Regions from separate parts of the Homo sapiens genome. Here regions 1, 3 and 4 are each linked to region 2. A link is an interaction called in ENCODE POLR2A ChIA-PET data of the cell type or tissue named here. Cell type or tissue: CD4-positive, alpha-beta T cell. All regions are shown on one strand. Links, peaks and the distances in the headings refer to the core of each region. The heading gives the core; the rest is flanking DNA.

Region 1 (5,604 bases), core at 389-5,388, 140 kb before region 2:
CACACCGCATGGCTGTCAGCAGGGGGCCAAGCCAGGTTCTTCTCCTTGGGCCACTTGGGCACCCTCGGAGAAGGATGATTGGGTTCCAAGAGAACCCAGGTTTCTTACAGCCTGAGCCCAGAAACTGGCCCAGCATCATGTCCACAGTGTTTCTTTGGCCAAGCAGCCACAGAGCCTAGGCTCAAAGACAGGGCATAAACCCCACCCCTCAGTGGAAGGAAAGTCAAGGGATTCTGGGGCCACGTTTAAGACTGCCACCCTTGCTGTGTGACCTTGCCAAAAACTCTTGAGCCTTAGAGTCTGACTTTCGTCATCTAGAAAGTAGGAAGAACATCTTATCAGGGTTGCTGTTAGGGTGGCTCATGCGAGAATCCTGGTTTTAGAGCTTCGAAGGTGGAGGGGTCTCAGAGGTGAGGTCTTTGTACTTTCCCAGAGCAGGGGGCTGCTGTGCCTGACGGGAGGGAGAGCAGGAGAAGAGGGGCTTGGCCAGCCTCCCCTGGGAGACAGCAGCTCTGAAACTCCTCCCAGGGCCCACTCCCAGGAGTCAGGGTCCTGGGATCCACGCCATGGGACTGCAGATGGAGCTCACTGGGCTAGCCTGGGCAGCAGCCAGCGTTGTTGGGGTGGGAGGCTGCCTCTTGCCCCTTAGGAAGATGGAAGGAGTGTTAGGAGGTGCCTGGAGTGAGGCTAGGGAATCAGGAGCTGGCTAGGTGTGTCTCCCATAGATGTGGGTGGTGGCTAGGTGCCTCTTCCTGGACTCACTGTGCCAAAGGCAGGGCATCAGCTTTCCATCGGGGCTGTCAGCCCTGGCCTAGGGAGCACCCGCAGACTGTCTGAGTGCAGGTGCCCTGGCCTGTCCTGGAGAAGGGCCTGTTCCCACCAGGGAGGTCAGAGATCAACGAGCTTCTGTGGCTGGGAGTGATGGCCACACTCCAGCCCGGCATGGACGGAGCAAGCCCGAGCTGATGCCATCAGATCTGCTCTCCAGCCCTGCTGCTGGCGACCTCCTTCTCCAGCTGCCGGCGACCTCCTTCTCCAGCTGCCGTGGCTGGCAAGGGGGTGCTGTTTGTCAGACCCCAGCTGTGGGACGGAGCCTGACTTGGAGTTTTTCATCACATGAGGCTGGGTGAGCAGGATCCAAGCCTGCCTCTGAGTGTGGACAGGAAAAAGGGAACTTTTGTTGAGTCTCTCTTTGGTCCCAAGTACCGTGTTAAGCAAGCATGACCTGTGACCCAATCCCTACTTTATAGCAGGGAGTGTGGGGCTCAGAAGGGGACAGAAAAGGTCCATTGAGTTAGTTCTCTGTGGCGGTGTGACAAACTGCCCTCCCTTTGGTGGCTTCCAACAACAGTTATCCTCGCACGGTTCCTATGGGGCAGGGATTGGGGTGGCTTCGCTGGGTCTTCTGCCTCAGGGCGTCCCACACGCTCTCTTCACTCGGAGGCTCTGCTTCCAAGCACACTCAGGCAGTTGCTGGCAGATCACTTGCTGACTGTTGGCTGAGGCCAGGCTCAGTTCTCTGCTGCGTGGTCCTCTCCAGGCCACAGCCTGGCCACCGGCTTTCCCTGAAACAGGCAAGGGAGCAGGCAGGAGGCACCCAGGGCAGAACCCGAGGTTTTTTTTTTTGTAATCTAATCTTGGAAGTGGTGGCCGATGACTTCTGCCTTGTTCTGTTCATTAGAAACAAGGCACCAGGAGCAGCCTGCAGTCCAGGCACGGGTTCCACAGGAACACACCCAGGACATCTGGTGCAGAGCAGGGGTTTAACCACACTCTGAGCGCCTGTTGGTGCCGCGAACCCCACTCACCACAAACACACTCATACCACACACACCACACATTACACACCACACACCACACATTACACACACCACACATGCACGGCACACCACATATAACACACACATCTCACCACACATCACACATACCATGTACATGTACACACCATGCCATACACACCATGCACACATACACATCATGCCATACACACCATGCACACTTCACACTCCACACACTCCACACACCACACACACTCCACACCACAAACACCACATATTACACACACCACACATGCACACCACACCACACACACCGCACATATACCACAAACACACACCACACATTCATTCCACAAGTACTCCACACTCCACACACACACACCACACACACTATACCACACACTATACCACACACATCACACACACCACACACACTACACACCACACACACACATCACACCATACATCACCACACACAATCACACCATACATCACCACACACACCACATATACACACACAACCACACACACACATTTGTGCACACACAAACCACACAGTCACACACACACACCGTTGCTGGGAGGAGAAGGAGGAGGAGGACAGCATAGGTTAGACAATGGCTGCTGAGAATGCAGGTTCTGCTGTCACTTAGAAAATCATCTCGGGACCCTAAATAGAATTATGAGTCAAGTTGATTCCATTTCAAATAAAATCTAGTTCAAGAAGGAAGTTAAAGGATCCAGAAAAACCCTTTTTTATGATGGAATAGTCTGTGGAGCTTGTAGGAACCAGGCCGTACAGCTGCACAGCCTGGGGCTTGCAGTCTTGTGTTCTCTGGGTGGGCTTGGGCAAGCTCTTAACCTTTCAGTGCTACGGTGACACCTCCCTCATGGCTTGGAGCCTGGCATGCACTATCATGCCCTTAGCAAATGTGACCTCACCCCCTTTCCATTTCAGACTACCTGGCTGTCCTCACACAATCCCCAAATTGGCTTTTGGAAAGAGGAAGGATGCATGGTTTTATGGCTGCTGATGCTCAGCTCCAAGATAGGATCCAAGGGGTAAGAAGCTAGAAGACGTTTGTGTGCGGGTGAAGGTGTGGGTAGGGGCCTGAGGTGTGTGTTCACAGCTCTGTGCATGTGTATGTGCGCGTGTGTGAGGACAATCAATACCCTGAGTCATGGCACTATGCATGCCCACTAGGTGGCGTTGCCCACCTGCGCAGCAATCAGGACCCTGCCAGAGGCAGGTACTGGGAAGCAGGATCCCCTGACTCCCCAACTCACACGCTCAGCTGCTGAACCTGTGTCTCCTCCTCTGTTCTGGGTCAGAAGTTCATGGCTAACAGATGAGCCCCAGCTGGAAACCTCTGCCATCAGACCCACAACCTATTTGAGCATGGACTTAATATTATGCCTGACTCCCACTTCCCAGCACTGCACTTGTTAATTTCAGGGAGGAAAGGAAGGCTTCATCTGCTGCATGCAAAGCACTTGACACACATTATTGCTTTGGATCTTCACAACCACCTGTCAAGTGACAACACTGAAGCTCAGAGAGGTGAAGCACCTGCCCAGGGTCACACAGCAGGGAGGTGGAGCGAGCCAGGCCTAACTCCACAGCCTCTCACTTGCATAGCCTGCTGCCTGTGCCCTGCTCTCAGAGGCAGTCTGGTGGAGGAGGGTGTGTTGGGAACAGAGCAGGGAACGTGTGAGGGCCTCAGGACCAGAGACAGAGAGAAGACTGAAGCCAGATGGGGTGGGGCTTCTGCAGTCGGGGGCCTTTGCTCCCTCCCCTGTGTGGTGCGGCAGGGTGGCTGTAGGACTTTGCTAGCCCAGACCTGTGTGAACAGGGGCTCATCCGACCCTGTCCACATGAGGCTGTAGCCTGGTAGCCCACAGATGCACAGTCAGTGGCTGTGCCTTTCTTAGAGGCTGGTGCTTGTTGGGTGGCCAGAGCCTCCACCAGGCCCCATCCTCAGCTCTTTACTCATCCTTCCTGGCCCTTGCAGGAATCCAAGTCTGTGGTCTTTGGACAGGATGGACTCTGGGCCCCACCTCCTCTGGGATGACTCCCAGAAGCCTGGGAGAGAGGAGTCCAGGCTGGGTGGAGGCCTGTGAGCTCCAGTCACCCTTAGCTTCCTGAAGAGGGGCACGGAGGTCTGTCTGCCACTCTGGCCCCTCCTGGGGATGACAACTGCTACAGCTGGATAGGATCAAGTGCCCACAGGTGCTCCAGCGCTGACGGCAGATTCCCTGCAGGATCATGAGGCAGAGACCCCATCTGCCCTCTGCCTCCCTGCAGGAAATACTACAGAGAGCCAGAGCTACACTATTGCCTGCAAATGTCATCGACCCCCAAGGCCACCTCCGGTCACTGTGCCCATCTCCACATGGTTCTGCAGGGCAGCGTGGGTGGTGCATTCACTCAGGGTCCCTGGCCCCATCCAACCTGGTTTAATCCCAGCTCTGCCCCCAGCTGTGTGAGCCTAGGGTACTAACCCTCCTCGAGCCTGTTTCATCTTCTGTAAAATAGGGTTCATGAGAGTGACCGCCTCCCCTCCCGTGAAGAAGGTGAGGATTTGACAGGATTGGACCTGCAACCAGCACATACTGGCTCTGGCCTCCCTGACCCCTCACTCCCAGGGCCCAGCCCCTGTGACCTGAGCTCCTCATGGGGTCCAGCTGCCTCCATCCACACACATGAAGAAGGTCAGGGCCTCCCACTCACCATTCCCTTCTTGGAGTTCCCAGCGGGACTCTGCCGGAAGCCAGGAGCCCGGCCACTGCCCCTGAGTGCACAACCAGGCCTCACAGCAGTTTCCAGGACGGGCTGCTGCCCTGGGCCCTTGGGCTCTGGGGGGCGCTCGCCCACAAGGTGTTGGTGGGTGGAGAAAGTGGGGAGTTGGGCTCCTGGGCTATCCAGTGAGCCCTCTGCCCAGCCTTGGGCCTTCCTTCTGAGTACCCCACAGGGACCGGAGTGAGGATGTCAACTTGGATAGGAGGGGTGGGGAGGGGGAGGGCAGAGGGGATTCCTGCACTGAATGCCCACTGGTGCCAGTGGAAGCTGGGCGCCAGGCAGACAAGGGTCCCATCTCCTCGAAGCTTCACCCCACCAGAGGAGGGGGTCACTCATGGCCTCTTTCTTTGCAGAGAAGGGAATGGTGGCCACCCAGGGGTCATGGGGCTGGTCAGAAGCTGCCAGCCTGATGCCACACCTGCCAGGTTCTCCCCATCGACTGCGTCAGTACCCCAACACACTTGTGTTCACATTTTGAGGGTGTTCTGCCAAGGTGAGGCATGCCAGAGCCCTAGGAAGAAGCCAGGAGCCTCCCAGCCTCAGATGGAGCTTCAGATGCAGAGGTATTGGAGTGGGAAGGGAAGCACTTGGGGGGTTTGATGGGGCCCAGTGGGACAGGCTTGTCGCCCTGCACTTCTGGAAGCCTCCACAGTTGGCTAATCAGAAGAGCATGGCACAAGTCTCCACAAGCCAGGCAACCCGGATCCTGAGGCCAATGGGGAAGGGATAACCAGTGCCCACCCCAGCCAGGGCGTGGCAGAGGGGTGCACGGACCTGTGGGCCATGTGCTTCACAGGGCAGCCTCGCCCAGTCCTTGGAGAAGCCTGCTGGTGCGGCTGTCTTAGTCCCAACAAGGAACAGCACAGTGAGAGCGTTACAGATGCTGCCAGGCTTGCACCACCAATGTTTCATGGGATTGGCTTTTCTTTCCTGGGAAGCTGTGCCCTGGGGAGAGGGAGAGAGCCAGGGGTGGGAGGTCAGGGACAGGGCTGTACAGGAGACTTCTCCATCACAGCCCCAGCATGC
Region 2 (5,604 bases), core at 176-5,175:
GTTTCATGTTTTATATTTAAGTCCATTATTTATTTATTTATTTTTATTTTTTTAGAGGGAGTCTCGCTCTGTCGCCCATGCTGGAGTGCAGAGCCGTGATTTAGGTTCACTTCAACCTCCACGTCCCGGGTTCAAGTGATGCTCACCTCAGCCTCTTGAGTAGCTGGGATTACAGGCACGTGCCACCATGCCCACCTAATTTTTGTATTTTAGTAGAGACGGGGTTTCACCATGTTGGCCAGGCTGGTCTCGAACTCCTGACCTTAGGTGATCTACCCGCCTCAGCCTCCCAAAGTGCTGGGATTACAGGCGTGAGCCACTGTGCCTGGCCCATGATGTATTTTGAGTTAATTTTTGCAAAGGGTGTAAGACTTAGGTTGAGGGTTTTTGGCTTTTTTTTTTTTTTTTTTTGCCTATGAATATCTAATTACTTTAGCACCATTTATTTAAAAGGCTCTTTTCTGCAATGAATTACTTCCACATTTCTGTCAAAGATTAGATAAGCATATTTTTCTGGATCTGTTTCTTGGTTATTTATCCTATTGTATTGATCTATCTATGTGTCTAGCCTTCCACCAATACCACACAACCTCAGTTACTATAGGTATACAATAAGTTTTGAAATCAGATAGACTGATTCTTCTCACTTGATTGTTCTTTAAATTTTTTGATTTAGTTATTCAAGTTTTTGTGCCTTTTCATTGAAATTTTAGAATAATTTTCCCCTGCCAAAAAAATATAAATCTTGCTAAGGTTTTGATAGAATTGCATCAAACCTGTGTGTCAATTTGGGGAGAACTGACATCTTCAGTTCACTGCATCTTCCAGCCTATGGTATGTCTTTCCATTTGCTTAGATCTTGTTTGATTTCTTTAATCACTATTTGTAATTTTCAGCATGCAAGTCCTATGCATATTTTGTTAGATTCACATCTAAGTATCTTATTTTTGAGCAATTATAAATGGTATTGTATTTGATATATTTGTTTAAAATAAAACTTTGTTGTTCCATAAATGAAAAACAGTTATCACTTCTCATAAAATAGGGAATAACTACAAAATCTATATAATTTAACAGAAAGAAAACACACTTTTTAAAAAAATGGTCTGTGTGCTTTATAAAATCAGCGCATGGACCACCAATCGTGTATGTGCCACACTTTGGAACGCAATCAAGCCTCCAGTGGTTCATGACTCACCACACCAATAAGACATTCCTAGAATATAGCTGTGGGTGCCTTACATAAAAACCCTCAGGGCTGGGAAACTCAACACCTCGGCAGCTCATTCTATAGTCAGACAGTTCTGATTGTTGAGAACTCCTTTCTTTGGTTGAGCTGAAACCTATAGTCCTGTGATTCCCGCTGGTTCCAAGTTCTGGGGTAGAGGGCCAGATGGTGCTGGTGCCTTCAATGTGCCTCCAACTATGACTTGGACAGTGTGCTCTCCTTGCCTGCAGGACGCCACTTTCAGGAACTGGGCAGTATTCGTAAGCCCTGGAGTCTTACTAACTGGCTTCAGATGTCTTGTCTACCGTCAGTGCCCCAGCAGCCCTTCAACTGGCTGGGAGGTGACCACGACATCAGCCTTCAGTTGTCCCTCTGTCCCACCATGCTGCCCAGATCTGGTAGACCTCAGGCATGTTTATTTTTGCAGCCCAGGTATCCTCTCAGGACATGATGGAGGAAATAAATCAGTTTGTTATTCATTCAACCCACCCTCAAGTGAGCAGGGGACTCTTCCAGAATCTGGGGACAGCTTGAGGCATAAAGTGCAGCCCCCACCCTGCAGCACTCAGAAACACGTGTTGGTGACAATCACGCACTCATGAATCACCAAGGCTAACATGAACTCTATGCAAAGAGCTGCAGGCAACCAGAAGAGGCAGCAGCCACGTTTCCCTGCAGTGCAGGGGACATCCAAGAGTGCTTGATCTTTACAAGGACCTAAAAGGTAGAGACATTTATTCCCATTCTATAGTTAGAAGACTGAGACTTATACATAGTTTTCCAAGATCTCAAAGTCAGTAAATGACAGAAACAGTTTTGGCTTTCAAAGTCCTAGCCCCTTTTTCTTATTAAGCAAATGGAAGGCTCTCAGTACTTGTTGAATGAATGAAAAGAGGTAGAAATGAATTCTACACTGTCTGCCAAGAAGTTTCCTCAGAGGCAAGAAAGAGCAATTGTGCTCATGCATCCTTCCGTGGGGCTCTGCAGTACTCCTTCCCGGCTTGCCCTGGGAACCCCAGAAGAACACCTGTACCCACAGCCTTGGAGGAGCCCCTCCCTCTGTGGGAGGCCTGGAGCCTCTTGGCATTACCGGGCTGGGCTGTTGATTTTGTTCAGTCACACTCACCCAGGGAATGACTTTGATAGACAGTTTTGTCTGAACCTGGTCCTCGGAGGCTGGGGGTTAGTAGGAAGTATGTAAGAAAGCCTGGGGCAGGGGGAAGAGCAGCCCCAGAGTTCACAGCACGACATCTGCTGCCCAGAGAGGTGAAGTACTTTGTGCAAGATACACGTCTATCATACAAGGAGCCAAGATTTGGACCTGAGGTTTTCCTGGGCCCTTCCCACATGCCCCCGGCCTCTGCAGAGATTCAGAGGAACGAATGGGAAGGAGCAGCCAACCCGACCGCAGCGTGATCACGAGAAGGAGGGCTCTGCTGTGCCCTGTGAGGCCACCCTAGGGCCCCTGGGGCAGAGAGCTCGCGTGTGTCTCTGACTTGCCTGATGGTCACTGCCAGGCTGCCTTGCCTGCCTTCAGAGCTCTAGACAGAGGCCCCTTTAAACTTCCTCCTCGGCCGGGCCAAGACGCTGCAACAGCTCAGCGCGGCTCCCAGCGAACCCCGAGTGAACCCTCGGGGCTTTATTTTCATTTCTTCTTGGCAGGACGTAACTTCCTGCTTCTAAGAAAAACATCTTTAAACAGAGCCACGAACGGTTCCAGGGTGTCCCGCACATCCCCCGCTAGACGGAACAATAGCGCAATGAGCTGCGTGGAGTGGATTGGAAGCACATGGAGCCTGTTTCCTTTCAAAATCCCCCAGGGGCTCAGCCTGGAGGAGCCAGGGTGTTTGATAAATCATGCTGGAACTTTTATCAGGTCCAGTGTGTGTGAGCAAAAGCCAGAAGGGGAGGGAGGGGGTCCCCTAGGGCCCCCAGAATCCGGGCCAACTGGAGGCCTAGACAAGAGGAGGGATCTGAGTCTTGAGCACCTACTGCATGCGCCTGAGGTGCTGACTCATCCAGGGCCAGCGGGAGAAGTGCCCCAGGACCTGCCCTGAGCCCTGTGGAGGCAGAGACACAGCTGTCATAGACCAGGCGCCACTGGGGAATGTGGTAACCAGGAGGAAGGGTCACTGGGTAAGGGGGCTTCACTGTTACCTGTGCACTCTCCTAGTACGTGCCTCTTCAGACCAAGCAGAGGGGAATTTGTGCAAGCCCAGGAGGAGCCTTCTGGATTCTTTTCCTTTCTTTTCCTGCAGTACCGGTATATCAGGGCCTGGCCTCAGCCCAAAGCGTCAGGGAGCTCAGAGCGAAGTCTGGCCTTGGGTCCTGGGGAAAACATGGAGGCATGGAGTAGGGCGGGAAGGGGCAGTGAGGAGCCGAGGAAGGAGGCTCTGGGAGTCTTAGGGGTCTTGGCAGCATGGAAGTGAGAGGTGAAGCCAGCTGGTCTTCTGGGTCGGGTGGGGACTTGGAGAACTTTTCTGTCTTGCTAAAGGATTATAAACACACCAATCAGTGCTCTGTGTCTAGCTTAAGTTTTGTAAATGCACCAATCGGCACTCTGTAAAAATGGACAAATCAGCACTCTGTAAAATGGACCAATCAGCACTCTGTAAAAATGGACCAATCAGCAGGATATGGGCGGGGCCAAATAAGGGAATAAAAGCTGGCCACCGGCCCAACTGCAGCAACCCTGTAGGGTCTGTTTCGAGTTTGTGGAAGCTGTGTTCTTTTGGTCTTCACAATAAATCTTGATTCTGCTTAGTGTTGGGAACTGTGCTATGTTTGTGAGCTGTAATACTGCCAAGGTGTGCAGCTTCACTCATGAAGCCACAGAGACCATGAACCCATCAAGACCACGATCCTACCGGGAGGAATGAATAACTCCAGACACGCCACCTTTAAGAGCTGTAACACTGGCCGGGTGTGGTGGCTCACGCCTGTAATCCCTGCATTTTGGGGGGGCTGAGGTGGGCGGATCACAAGTTCAGGAGATCCAGACCATCCTGGCCAACATGGTGAAATCGTGTCTCTGCTAAAAATAAGAAAAATTAGCCAGGAGTGGTGGCAGGCGCCTGTAGTCCCAGCTACTCGGAGGCTGAGGCAGTAGAATGGCATGAACCCGGGAGGTGGAGCTTGCAGTGAGCTGGGATTGCATCACTGCACTCCAGCCTGGGTGACAGAGCGAGGCTCTGTCTCAAAAAAAAAAAAAAAAAAAGCTGTAACACTCACGGCAACGGTCTGTGCCTTCACTCCTGAAGTAAGCAAGACCACGAACCCACCAGAAGGAAGAAACTCTGGACACATCTGAACATCTTAAGGAACAAATTCTGGACACCATCTTTAAGAACTATAACAGTCACTATGAGGGTCTGCCTGTTCATTCTTGAAGTCAGTGAGACTAAAATCAACTGGAAGGAACCAATTCTGGACACAGAAGCATTACTTTCTCTGAAGGAAGCCCATGCTTCTGCCCCTGGGCATCTGAGCCAGCTCAAAGCATGTTTGGCTTGGAGGAAACCTCACCAGGAAGGACAGCGCAGCTCTATTAAGCTGTGGTGGGGATGAACAACTGGCCTGTGAACTGTCATGCCTGGATTTTGGTCACATATAGTTAGTTACCAGGTTTGTAACTTAGCTTTAGTCTTATAAACAAACATTGTTTACAATATATAACATTCGTTGCATTATTAATTTCCTTGCAGTCTCTAGAAAGCAATATTGCTCCTAAGAATTTTACAGTGGTTCTTCTGTAACAGGAAAGGGTGCTGAGAGCAATGGACTTTGGGATCAGAGAGCAATGGTTTCAGTGGCACCTTCTTGACTTATTTTCAGTCTCAGTTTTCTTACCTGTGAAGTAGAAACAAGGACACCTACCTTAAGGATTTGGTGTGAGGGTTAGTTATTTATGGGTCCTTATTACAATAAGGTGAAGGTGACTTATAGATACATAAAATAGAATAAAGTGGCAGAAGAATAAAAGAAGGAAGGTAAGTATAAGAGAAAACAGAAAATGTATTCAGTAATAACTAAAAACCACGTACCATAATTTTCATTTTCTGAGGGTAAAGAACTTTTTTTTTTTTTGAGATGAAGTGTTGCTCTGCTGCCCAGGCTAGAGTGCCGGTGGCACCATCTCGGCTCACTGCAACCTCTGCTTCCCAGGTTCAAGCAATTCTCTGCCTCAGCCTCCCGAGTACCTGGGATTACAGGCACCCGACACCACACCTGGCTAATATTTTTGTATTTTTAGTAGAGGCAGGGTTTCAACATCTTGGCCAGGCTGGTCTTGAACTGCTGACTTTATGATCCACCTGCTTTGGACTCCCAAAGTGCTGGGATTACAGGCGTAAGCCACTGCACCCAGCCAGAACATT
Region 3 (5,604 bases), core at 169-5,168, 120 kb after region 2:
TTTTAGTAGAGACGGGGTTTCACCATCTTGGCCAGGCTGGTCTTGAACTCCTAACCTCGTGATCCACCCACCTCGGCTTCCCAAAGTGGTGGGATTACAGGCGTGAGCCACCGCACCCAGCCCATCATTTTTGTATATAAAGTTTTATTGGCACACAGCCATGCCCATGCATTGACATTTTGTCTATGGTTGCATTCACAGGCAGAGTTAAAACCATATGGCCCACAGAGCCTGTAATATTGACTGTCCGGCCCCTAGAGCAAACATTCGCTGCCTGTGGGTCCGCATGGCTGTCAGAATGTTGATAGGCCTACCTTACACATCACTCTCACTTTACAGTAGCCAAGCAGTAATTACATTGTCCATTAACACCAAAGCTGTTTTCATTCTGAAGAGGGAGAAAGGGGAGAAGAAAAGAAGGAAGGGAGGGAGAGAGGGAAGAGGAGGAAGGGAGGGAGGAAGAAGGAGGAGGAGGGAGGAAGAAGGAGGAGGAGGGAGGAAGGAAGGAGGAGGAGGGAAGGGGGCGGGAGGGAGGAAGGAGGAGGAGGGAAGGGGGCGGGAGGGAGGAAGGAGGAGGAGGGAAGGGGGTGGGAGGGAGGAAGGAGGAGGAGGGAAGGGGGCGGGAGGGAGGAAGGGAAGGAAGGAAGGGAAGGGAGGGAAGGGGAGGGAGGGCAGGGAGGGAGGCTGACAATGTGGAAGTCCCTACTTTGAGTTTTCCAGAAGGCTAGCTCATCCCTTCCTCTAGGCAGTTTCGTTATCTCAGCCAATTAATCCTTCATTCTCGCTTGTTCAGTTTAGCTTTGGCTTCTATCGTCCATGATGTCTGAGTAAATCATGGAGGAGTAGCAAATCCTGCTAGAATCATAGGAAACTGACAACTGCTCAGAGCTGAGAGTTTCCGGCTGTGAACTTTTCTACCCTCCTGACTCATGATCGGGGCTCAGAAGGGAGGCCAGAGGAAAGAAGGCAGTGGAGGGGCTTCATGCCATCGAGGGCATCACCCCCATGTGTCATGGTCCCCTTCCTCCCCTCCCATGGTCCTGGAGCAAATTCCCTAACTCTCCAGACACCTTCCATGGGACAGACTCTCATCAGCCACTGTCCCCCCATGAGCCTGGGGCAGAAGACAGCCACCTGCAGGACAGCTCTGCACAGGGCTGTCTGGAGCAAGTCCCATTCCTAAGGGGAAGGAAAGGGCTGTGGAGGCAGGGGGGCTTCTGAGAGGGCTCCTGAGGGAGACAAACTTGATCCTGGGACTCTTGCAGGTGGAGAAAATCAAGGGTGGGTCTGGGGGATGACATGTCAGGCTGAGAGAACGGCTGAGGAGGCCTGTCCTTGGGAGGAAGGAGTATGTGGGCAGGAAATGAGAAGACACGCAGGGGCCTGGAAGAGAGGTGTGAAGGAGGGGCAGGGACCATGTGTTGGTGTCTGACACAGGCATCATGCCACGGAAAGGAGACAGGTGAGGTCCCACAAGCAGGAGGGTGGCAGGGGCACGTCTGTCATAAGGAAGATTGCCCTGTAGCCTTGAGGAAGGAGCCTGAAGGCAGTGGGCCTGGCATAGCGACCAGCAGCAAGAGAGCATCAAGACCTGGATGAGAAAGTGTCCGTGTGCAGAGCAGGCAGAGGGGGCTCCAAGAGATGAGCTTCACAGGACTGGCAGCCGGCTGGGGATGAGGGGAAAAGAGGGAGGAGCCAGCCATGAACCTTCAGCTCCATGGCACCATCACAGTAGGGGAGCAGGTGCAGAAGGAGAAGCAGAAGATCCCTGGAAGCAAGCTTGGTATCCCAGAGCCACTGGGGAATGCCAGCCTGAGGTCTGAGTGGAGATGCCGGATTGGGAAGTGGATGGAGACGTTCTGAAAGAGAAGGCCCAGAATAAGCAGAGAATCCTGAGCTCAGAACTTAGCAAGAAATGGAGCTGTCAGCCCAAGAGTCCAGAACTGAACCCTGCCCATAGCCTCGAGGGCTTTGAAGCCGGTGCAAGATAAGGGAGATTTCAGCCTGCACCTTGACTGCAGCCTTGAGAAAGACCCTGAGCTCAACCACAGCTGAACCACTGACCTACAGAAGCTGTGAGATAGAACCTGTGTATTGTTTTGAGCCATAATAAGTTTGGGGATAATTTGTAACTAAAACACCTTCCCTCTTCTCTCATCTTCATCTCTCCTCCTCCTCTTCCTTCCCCTTTTTTTTTCCTGTTTCTCCTCCTCTTCCTGTTTCTCTTTCCCCTCCCTCCTCCTCCTCCTTCTCTTCTTCCTGCTTCTCCACCTCTTTATCCTCTCCTCTGCTGCCTCAGTTCCCTTCAGTTAGACACAGGTGTCTCTGTGTTACAGGGACCTTGGCAGCACCAGCCCGGTCTGGCCACCTGACATTCCACCTCAGCAAACTGAAGAGCGGGGCTGTCACCACCAAGTCTGCTTAGAAGAATCCTGTGGAACAATGACTAACCCAACTTAGGATTTCTCCTGGGATTCACTGTGGCTGGGGGAAGTGTTAGGACTGGCATACACCAACCCCCTGGCATGGCACTTAGGCAGCCTCTCAGACAGGCAGCTCCACTGAGCCTCATGTGTGGTTTGGGGGAAGCCTTCTTCCACAGAAAGGAGAGAGCTGTTTCAAAAAGAAGGCAGGAAGCCATGCAGGCAGACAAAACAGCTAGCGAAGGGTGGAGTAGCAGGGTGGAGGGTAGGGTAGAGGAGACTGGGGCAAGGGGCCAGGCCATCAGAGTGCCCAAGGCAGAGCTCCAGGATGAAGGGCTGCCTGGGGCAGAGGGGAGAGCTGCTATGTCCCAGAGCCAGAGGGTGGGTGAGAAGAGGGAGGGTACATTCCACCTGCCACTCAGACCCCATGGGGAGGCGGCAGGGTGGGGAGATCCACTGATAGCTGAAGTCACCAAAGAAAGAGGAGATTGTGATGCCTTCCAGGTCATGGAGTGGGCACTGCGCTGGCTGGCACCAAAAGCATGGCTGAGGAGGCCAGGCTCAGAGGGGTTCCCAGACGTGCTCCACTCTAAGTGACCTTGGGCAGTCCCCGGTCTGTTCATTGTCTGCACCATGTGAGGTAAGGGGCAACTCGAGGGCTGCAGCAGCTGCCAACCCTTCCCTGCACTGGCAGCCTCATCTCCCCAGGTGGAAAGCGCCTGTAAATCTCAGGAGCCAGTGGGCGGGGTGCCCTGCAGGCTTTCATACTCGCTCGGCCAATGTCTGCAGGCTGCCGTGCCAGTTTCCTAACGCTGCATAATACACGTCCACAAGTTTAGCAGCTTAAAACAGCACACATGTGTTATCTCACAACTTCCACGAGCCCGGAGTCTGGTCACAGCTTGGCTGGGCTCTCCAGTCAGGTTCCCACATGGCTGCCATCCAGATATTCTCCAGGCTGCAGACCTTTCCGGAGCCCAAGTCCTCCCTCTCCCAAGCCCCTAGCAGCTGTAGTATGAGGGCCCCACTTTCCTCTGGGCTGTCATCAGGGATGGCTCCAGCTCCTAGAGGCCTATGACAGGACCCTTCGTCAGGACATGGCCAGCATGGGAGCCCTCTCTTCATAAAGGGCCCAGGCCACCATTCAAGGGCTGTCACCGGATTAAGGCAGGCCCACCCAGGATAATCTCCCTTTTCATTCCATCAAAATCAGCGGTTTGGGGCCTTCAATTAGATACACACAAAATCGCATGACCTCTGCCATATAACACAAGTGAATCCCAGGAGTGACATGCGTCATATTCAAAGGCCCCACCCCAACTCAGGATGGAATTGCTATGGGCAAATGCACCAGGAGCAGAATTCTGGGGACCACTTTAAAATCCTGCCCCCAAACCTCCCTGTGTCTCAGCCCACACTGGGTCCTGGAGCAACAACAGGGAGTAAGAAAGACTTAGCGCTCAAGGCCCTTGCTGGCCTGATGCAGATGAGACGTGGAGAAAGATTGTTCCACACAGTGGGACGTATCTTACAGGAAGACATGACTATCTCTGAAACGCAGGGGCCAGGACCTTTGCAAAGAATGGAGTCTTGGGGCTGGTTTTTGCAGGACGCTTATTCACCTGAGTCAGAGGGGCTCCCAGGCAGGAGAAATTGCTGGTGTAGGCATTGCCCAAGTCGCCATCCTTCAGTGAACCACCTTCACCATGCCTGCCATCGTTATCATTTACTTAGCTGTTTTTTAAAAAACCCACTCACTCCGTTTTACTTAAATTTATTTTAAACAGAATCTTTAAATCTCAAGTATAAATGGAAAACCAGCATTCCTTGTTATAAATAGAAGTTAACCATAAAAATAAATAAAAGAAACATGGGCTTATGAATTTCTTATGAACCTGCCAGCTGCTTTTCCTGTGAACAAGGGGAATCAGGAAGTGTGAGAGAGATGTTAGAGAAATACCAGAAGAAGAATGATATTTTTCAGAAAGGTGGAAAGGGAATAAGGAAGTAAGCAGTTGTCATGTTGGGACACATGGCCACTCTAGGTGCCTGGGTCCTGCCATCTCATGTGCAGCACCCCAGAACCAGGCTCAGGGGTGGCAAAATGAGTGTGGCGGGTTTATGAGGCCAGAACCTAGGAACGTCACCACCCGGAAGGGGTGAGAGAGGCTGCTGGACAGAGGGGGAAGTTGACTGGAATGCGATTACAACGGGGGCTGTGGCTGTTCCCACAGGTAGCTCTGGAGTTGGGATGGTCCCTCAGTGTTGTCCCAAATTGAGACTAGGGAGCCCAGACTTTTTTGTACAGCCGTGTGGTCCCAGCTGGGAGATGCAGCGGCCCTGGGGAAGAGCAGGCATGGCCACGGGCTGGGCAGCTCCTTTAGGCTGCAAAGGGCAATTCCTGGGGAGGGTTTCAGCCAGGAGCCATCAGCAGGCACCACCCCTGAAAGCTGGGAAATGGGGGCCTCAACCCTGAAGGGTAGAGCTGGGCAGCTCCACAGTGTCCTCTACAGGCTTCCCTCTCCACAGCTGCATCCACTTGTTTTGTATAATCCGGTCCTACCTGGGAACAGCTCCCCCAGGATGCTCCCTGGTCTCTTTTCCTGGGAAAGCTTACAAGAGGAAGAAGGTTAAAGGGGTGATCACAGTACCTGTGCTGCAGCTGGGCTCAGGACCATGGGTACTCACCAATTCCCTCCTCTGCCACCCATTCCAGGTTCTCTTCCACCTTGGCTAGTGCCTCTGCTTCTCTAGGGGCTCACCTGGTGGGTGGCGCAGACTCACGCCCCAGAGAGTTGTCATGCCCTTCTCAAGCTGTGGCTCCTTCCCTTGTCCATTTGTCATCAGAATTGGGCAGGGAGGCACCAGGAAATGACCCAGTAGGTCACCTGGATGCTAAAGACATCCTCCCTGTCCCAGTGTGTGACAGCACAGGTTTGATGACCTGTGCAGGATGGAGACTCCCCTCCTTCCCACCAGTCTCTAGACGTAGGAGCTGGTGGTGGTTGGCAGCACCTGTCACTGAACATGAAAAGGGAATCTTGCCATGTCCCCTGGAGGAAGCATTCCTCCTCTGGGCACCAGGACCTTTAGACCCACTGTGCCGAGCATTCAGGCAGCACAGATTCCCCTGGTGGGCCACTAAGTGTGACGATGAGCAATGCCACTCCTATTTCTGTGC
Region 4 (5,604 bases), core at 143-5,142, 110 kb after region 2:
GCACATGTACTTGTATGTTCATCACAGCACTATTCACAACAGCAAAGACATGGAATCAATCTATACACTGTGGAATACTATGCAACCATTAAAAATAATTTCCTCTGCAGCAACATGGATGCAGCTGGTGACCAATACCTTAAGCAAATTAACACAGGAACAGGAAATCAAATACCATACGTTCTCATTTATAAATGGGAGCTAAACATTGAGTACACATGGACAAAAAGATTAAAACAATAGACTCTGGGAACTGCAAGAAGCTGGAGAGTAAAAGGGGAGGCAGGGTGGGAAAACTACCTATCAGATATGATGCTCACTACCTTGATAATGGGATCATTCATACCCCAAACCTCAGCAACACACAATTTACCCATGTAACAAATCTTCACATATACCCCTGGATGTAAAATAAATGTTGAACAACTAAATAAATATTTAAAGAGAGAGAGAGATTGGAAACGGGGGACAAGTGTAAGAAACCTAAGGGAATAATTAGAAAATTTCTTAGATTGGAAGGACATGTGTTTCTACACAGAAAGAGTCTACACAGTGGCCAGCACAATGTATAGCAGAAACATCCATGAGGGTGCATCAGCATGAAGATTGAGAACACAGGGAATCAAAAGAAGATCCTAAAACTTCCAGAGGGCAAAACTGGAGAAGAAAGGTTACACAGAAATAAATAGAAATAAAGGACATTGAACTTCTCAGTAGGCATTCTGGAAGCTAGGCTAGTTCCAGAGTGTAATGGTGATCCATGCCTTGAGGGAAAAGCCCAAGAAGAAATGTTTCAAACTGGGATGTTAAGGATGGTCAGAGAGGAGACAAGATTCCCAAAGCATAGCCAGGTGGGACAGCGACAGATGGAGTCCAGGCCTGCTTAAACGTTGCTAAGATGGAAATTACCTTTTGCAGGGGAAGATTTGACTTGGGAGAATAGCACTGGATAAGATAAATGTGGACAATGGATGCACCCCAGAAGACTGGAACTTACTAAACTCCACATCTTTATTTAAGTGGGATTTCCCAGGACAAAAATCTACAGAAAGATACTAGGAAAGGAAAAACAACAACAAAAGAATAGGAGGGAAGTTTTGCCGAACAGACCCAATAAACATCATTTACTTTCTTTCCCTCAGCTGTCACTGGATCTCTGCTTTAGATTTTGACAACAGTAACCTCAATGTGGCTTTCACTAAATACAAAAAGCTGAGAGCATTGCTTTGCCTGGATTAACTGCCCTAGTAGCTGAGGATTTGCCTCTGTTTTCTAAATTCAATGGGTCCCAGAATGGTGCTATAATTAAAAGTCCAGAGTTTGGTAGAGCCTTGGGATTAGGTTGTACTGTTCCCTTCTGATTCATTTTAGAGTCTTCCATGGGGAGAAGCTAAATTGCTCGCCAGGGATGCTAGGTGCATGAATAAAGGGGCAGTGGTTGATCCTGGGGAGCAGTGGCCTCATGGCAGCAGCTGGACAGTCCTCTGGCTGCTGACTCTTCCTCCAGGATGGCCTTGCCTCGGTTGACCACAGGCTAAACCATAAGGGGTTCAGAGATGAAATGAACACCCAAGAGCTCTCATCCTTGCAAATGCATTGGAAAGAGCAGCTGTAGCCCCGTGTCTCCTCAGTCTCCCCAGGGAGCAGGAGGGCTCCCTGAATGGTGAATCTGGGACAGGCAGTGAGGACAGCAACCAGCCTCTTCCTCTCTCTGGATGAGCTTTCCCTTGTGCCTTGTCACCTCCTCCTGCCCCACTGCCCTTCATGTGAGCAATCAGGATACAGGACCCTCATGAACAGTAGTGGCAAGTCCCCAAGCCTCAGCAGCTTCACTGTCTTTGCAGGCTCACTATGTAAGTCAGACAGCCTTCCTCAAATGGGAAGTCAGGGATCCAGTAGCGTCCACTTTGTTCTTCTGCCATCTTAGAGAGCTCACGAGGTGGGAAATGTGGAGGACCTCACCCCCTACACACTGCCTTGGACAGGAAGTGATACTTGACTTTTGCTCACATTCTCATTGGCAAGAGCTAGCCACGTGGCCTCCACCAACTGCAAGGAAGGCCGGGAAATACAGAAGAAGGGTACAGACACTTGGCAGGAGAGCGTCAACCATCCCTGCCACCCTCTGACTGCACAAGATAAGCTCTGCTGTCCTCGCCTTGGGTTCTCCAGCTTTCCATGGCTTCCACCCAGAGTCCTATGCCCTACCTGGGCCCCATCCAGGATGCCCCTCCCACATCTGCTCCTCCTCGCTGAGCCCGCCTCATTAGTTTTCCATATCCATCCTTCTCTACAACCCCATGATCCTGCTATAGGTCAGGTCCCTGACACTTCCTGCCTGGGACACTATGACAGCCTCCTTCCTCAACCCCTGCCTCGGCTCCTTGCTTCCCTGGTTCCCCTGCCTGAGTCCTCACCGAGTTCTCTCTAAACATAAGCCTGACTGTGTTCCTCTCAGACTTTGAACTCTCTTGTGACTCTCAACAACCCAAGGCTATAAGACTGAGTCCAAACTCCACGGAGTCTTCTCAAGCCCCACTCCTGCCTCTTTGGCATCCCTCCCCTGACAGTCCAGGAGTTATCCCTACCGAGCTTTCAGCAATTCCCAACACATTTATGCATTTCCTAATTCCAGGACTTGGAATCCTCTTCCCTGCTGCCTGCCTGGTGAACATCCTCTGCTTCCAGGAGGCAGGACTATCTCTCCCTCTGTGAGGGTGCCCATCGTGAAGCTGACCACATAATTAATAATCCAGATCAGGGCACTTCTGAGAATGACAAAGGTCACTAGGTATGAGTGGGGATGGTCCCAGGCACTCCCTGTCCATGAGTGCCCAGGCAGAGCTGATCTCTCTAGGCTGTGTGCAGCCGACTGTGTCCCCACCTCCCCTAATGATTACCTGACTCACATGACTGTGAGCCCTGCAAGTGCAACAGTGCCAATCAAAGAGAAATGCAGATTCCTCACCAAAGACGAGAGTACCAAGGCCTGGCCCTGCCACCTCCTGCCTCTCCCTGGCTCTGGTCTGCAGCCTGCACCATGAGCACCCCAAACTCACTGCTAAGTGGTCCCCTTGCCTGCCCTTTGATGGTTGGTGACTAAGCTTCCTCATGTCTCAGCAGGCCTTTCCTCCCCAGGTGAGCCCAACCACCAGCCACTGTCACATCCTCCCAGTTGGCCCTGCATCCTGTCTTTCCTAGAGCCACCCTGCCAGAAACGATCCTGTGACTACTTTGTCTACTTATAGGTTTATTGTCACCTTGCCCACTGGAATACAAATTGCACAGAGAGAGGGGTAGGGGGGTGGCCGGTCCTGCAGCTTGTCCTCTGAGTTTCCAGGACCTGGAGCTGGCCCTGGGGGGATTGGAGGGGCACTCCCAGAGCTCCCCCAGGCCAGGAGGCCTCCCTGCCCCACTTCCTCCACCCCCTGGGCCTGGCTCAGCCTGGCCCTTTCATGAACAAATGGAAATGAGTATCTCAGGAGGGGCAAGGCTTAGCCAGTATGGCCTGGACCCCTGTTCTGTGGCTGAGCTTCGGCGCCCGGTCCCCAGGGTGACCCCGCCGGTCTCTGCTCTCAGGCAGGCCCGGCCAGGAACACAGACGCCGCAGTCACATGCACGCCTTGTCAGACGCAGATCCTCCCGGCTGCACCATAAAACCCTAACTAGGCATATAAAAGCTGCCTGCCAGCCTGCCAGGTGCCTCTGTAGGCTCCAGAGAGGCGCTGACGGGCCCCCAAGGTGGCGAGGATCCAGGACACGATGGCACCACAGCTGCACGGGGACCTGGACACCTGGCTCCTGGAAATAAGAGGTGTCTCAGTGAGGCTGCGGGTGGTCCGCTTAAAAAACACCAGCCAGTTGCCCTCTCATTCTGAGGGGTAGGATACCTGGCATCATGGAGGGTGATTTAAAGAATGATGTTTAAACCTCAAGATGAACTGTCAAGGCACATGTTACACAGACACTATGCTTGTGGAGTCAAAGGTCATTCAAGGTCATGCAGCCACAGCCAGCTCCTCCTCCACCCCTTGCTGTCTAGTCAGGACAGCCACTTTCCCTGCCTGCTGCCTTCCATGGACCTCCTCCAGGTCTGGAGAGAACCTCCTTCAGGTCTGTCCAAAGCCAGGTACCTCCCCCATGAGGAAAAAGGGCTGTCGTTTCCTGAATCCAGCTCCAGCTAGGGTGGCAGCTTGAGGAGGGGGATGATGACCGGACTCCAAGCTTTGTCTCATGCACCACCTTGTTCAGTGCCCAGCCTCAGCAAGGACCGATCCCTATGCCTCTGCCCATGACAGTCCCTGGGCCTCTGAGCTGCCTGCAAGACCACTCTGCTCCAGCAGCCAGCAGAAACCACTGCCTCTTCCTTCTCTCCCAGGGTTCTGCTGCCATGGTCCTGCTGTCTGTGATTGTCTGAAGGCCTCCAAGTCCAGGGGTATCCTGAACTCCCACTTCACCCAGACACTTGCAGTTCCTGGGAAGCTCATGGCTGCTCCCCTCTCTTCTTCCATCTCTTTGAGCCCTGCCTGCAAAGCCTGTCCTTCTTTGCCTGTGCTGCTTCCTTCCCAGCTCAGTCACCACCTCCAGGAAGCCTTTTGGGCCTCTCCACTCAGGCCCAGCTAGGGTCCCCCAGTGAGAGCGCTGCCATCGCTGCCATTTCCCACCTGCCCCTCTGTCCTCACCTTGTGCCCTGACCTTACTCTCAGTCCCCAGAAGCTACCACCCCCCAACCAGCTTTGGACACCCCTGCTCTTATTTTCTGCATCCCCAGAACTACCTGCCCTAGTGCTGAGCTCATGGAAGTTCCTCAGGAAGCATCTTCACATGGATGTTGAAGAGAAAAAAATCTCCAGGTCCCACGGGGTGCTGTGGGAGTCCAAAATCAGGACTCCAAAAGGCCTGTGAGCCTGGCTTGGGGAGGCAGGGCCAGCACCTCCCTAGCTTCACCCAAGAGGCATTCCAGCACCTGCCCCAGCCTTCTGTAATCAGCAGTTGACACAAAGTTCATCATTCCCGCCAGGCATGACCTGACAGAGTGGCTACTCAAGATGGGGGAACAGCCTGGCTGCTCAGCAGGCCTTGTGGAGTCCTGGGGTTAGGCCAGGGTTCTGGGGCGCAGAGATGACAGCAGGGCCACCTGGGGGGAGGCTTCCTCTGCCACACCATGTAGAGGCCACCCGTCCACCCATTCCGTGGAGCCTCACAGCATCTCACACTTCCTAACACCCCAAACACCCCAAAGAGAAGCCCTTCCAGCCATCAGAAAGAATGCATAGAAGCTGATGGGTTCAGAGCAGGAGCATGGCTGAGGAGCCCAGGTTATTCTTAATTTTCATGCCCCAGATGAGTCATAAGCCAGCCATTCGAGCCCATGTGCCTCACAGGGTGGGCCAAAAGAAATCCCACCCAGACCAAACAGGTAGCTGTAACAACAAACAATAATAACAATTACATGCAGTAACATAAGCGATGCAGGAAGAAACTATAACTGAATATTTAATCTAGGAAGAGAGATGTCACAAGGCTTAGAATTATCAATGACATGAAGAAGAATTAGACTTGCTTTTGTAAAAGTGTAAAATTTGATACATAAAAAATAAGCTT

What was found. Peaks named below come from ENCODE experiments on the same cell type or tissue, not always from the same donor. Only the 100,000 strongest peaks of a DNase experiment are listed, where the experiment ranks them.
Region 1: POLR2A ChIA-PET joins it to region 2 with 7 read pairs; 1 of 35 experiments calls an interaction of 5 or more read pairs at or near these places.
Region 3: POLR2A ChIA-PET joins it to region 2 with 5 read pairs; 3 of 35 experiments call an interaction of 5 or more read pairs at or near these places.
Region 4: POLR2A ChIA-PET joins it to region 2 with 5 read pairs; 5 of 35 experiments call an interaction of 5 or more read pairs at or near these places.

Annotation. Positions count from the first base shown.
Region 1 is chr10:47,021,952-47,027,555 of GRCh38, forward strand. No RefSeq gene overlaps it. Among named protein-coding and RNA genes, the nearest start is that of PTPN20, 110 kb to the left of the region's middle. In CD4-positive, alpha-beta T cell, for the core only: a CTCF peak has its summit at 2,999 (motif pointing right); a DNase peak (open chromatin) is centred at 2,980.
Region 2 is chr10:47,163,104-47,168,707 of GRCh38, forward strand. No RefSeq gene overlaps it. Among named protein-coding and RNA genes, the nearest start is that of GDF10, 130 kb to the right of the region's middle. In CD4-positive, alpha-beta T cell, for the core only: no CTCF peak of the experiment used is centred there; DNase peaks (open chromatin) are centred at 1,818, 2,478, 2,858 and 3,238; H3K4me3 peaks cover 1,222 bases; H3K27ac peaks cover 1,867 bases.
Region 3 is chr10:47,284,418-47,290,021 of GRCh38, forward strand. No RefSeq gene overlaps it. Among named protein-coding and RNA genes, the nearest start is that of GDF10, 13 kb to the right of the region's middle. In CD4-positive, alpha-beta T cell, for the core only: no CTCF peak of the experiment used is centred there; no DNase peak of the experiment used is centred there.
Region 4 is chr10:47,274,607-47,280,210 of GRCh38, forward strand. No RefSeq gene overlaps it. Among named protein-coding and RNA genes, the nearest start is that of GDF10, 23 kb to the right of the region's middle. RefSeq lists an enhancer at 3,480-4,181. In CD4-positive, alpha-beta T cell, for the core only: no CTCF peak of the experiment used is centred there; a DNase peak (open chromatin) is centred at 3,135.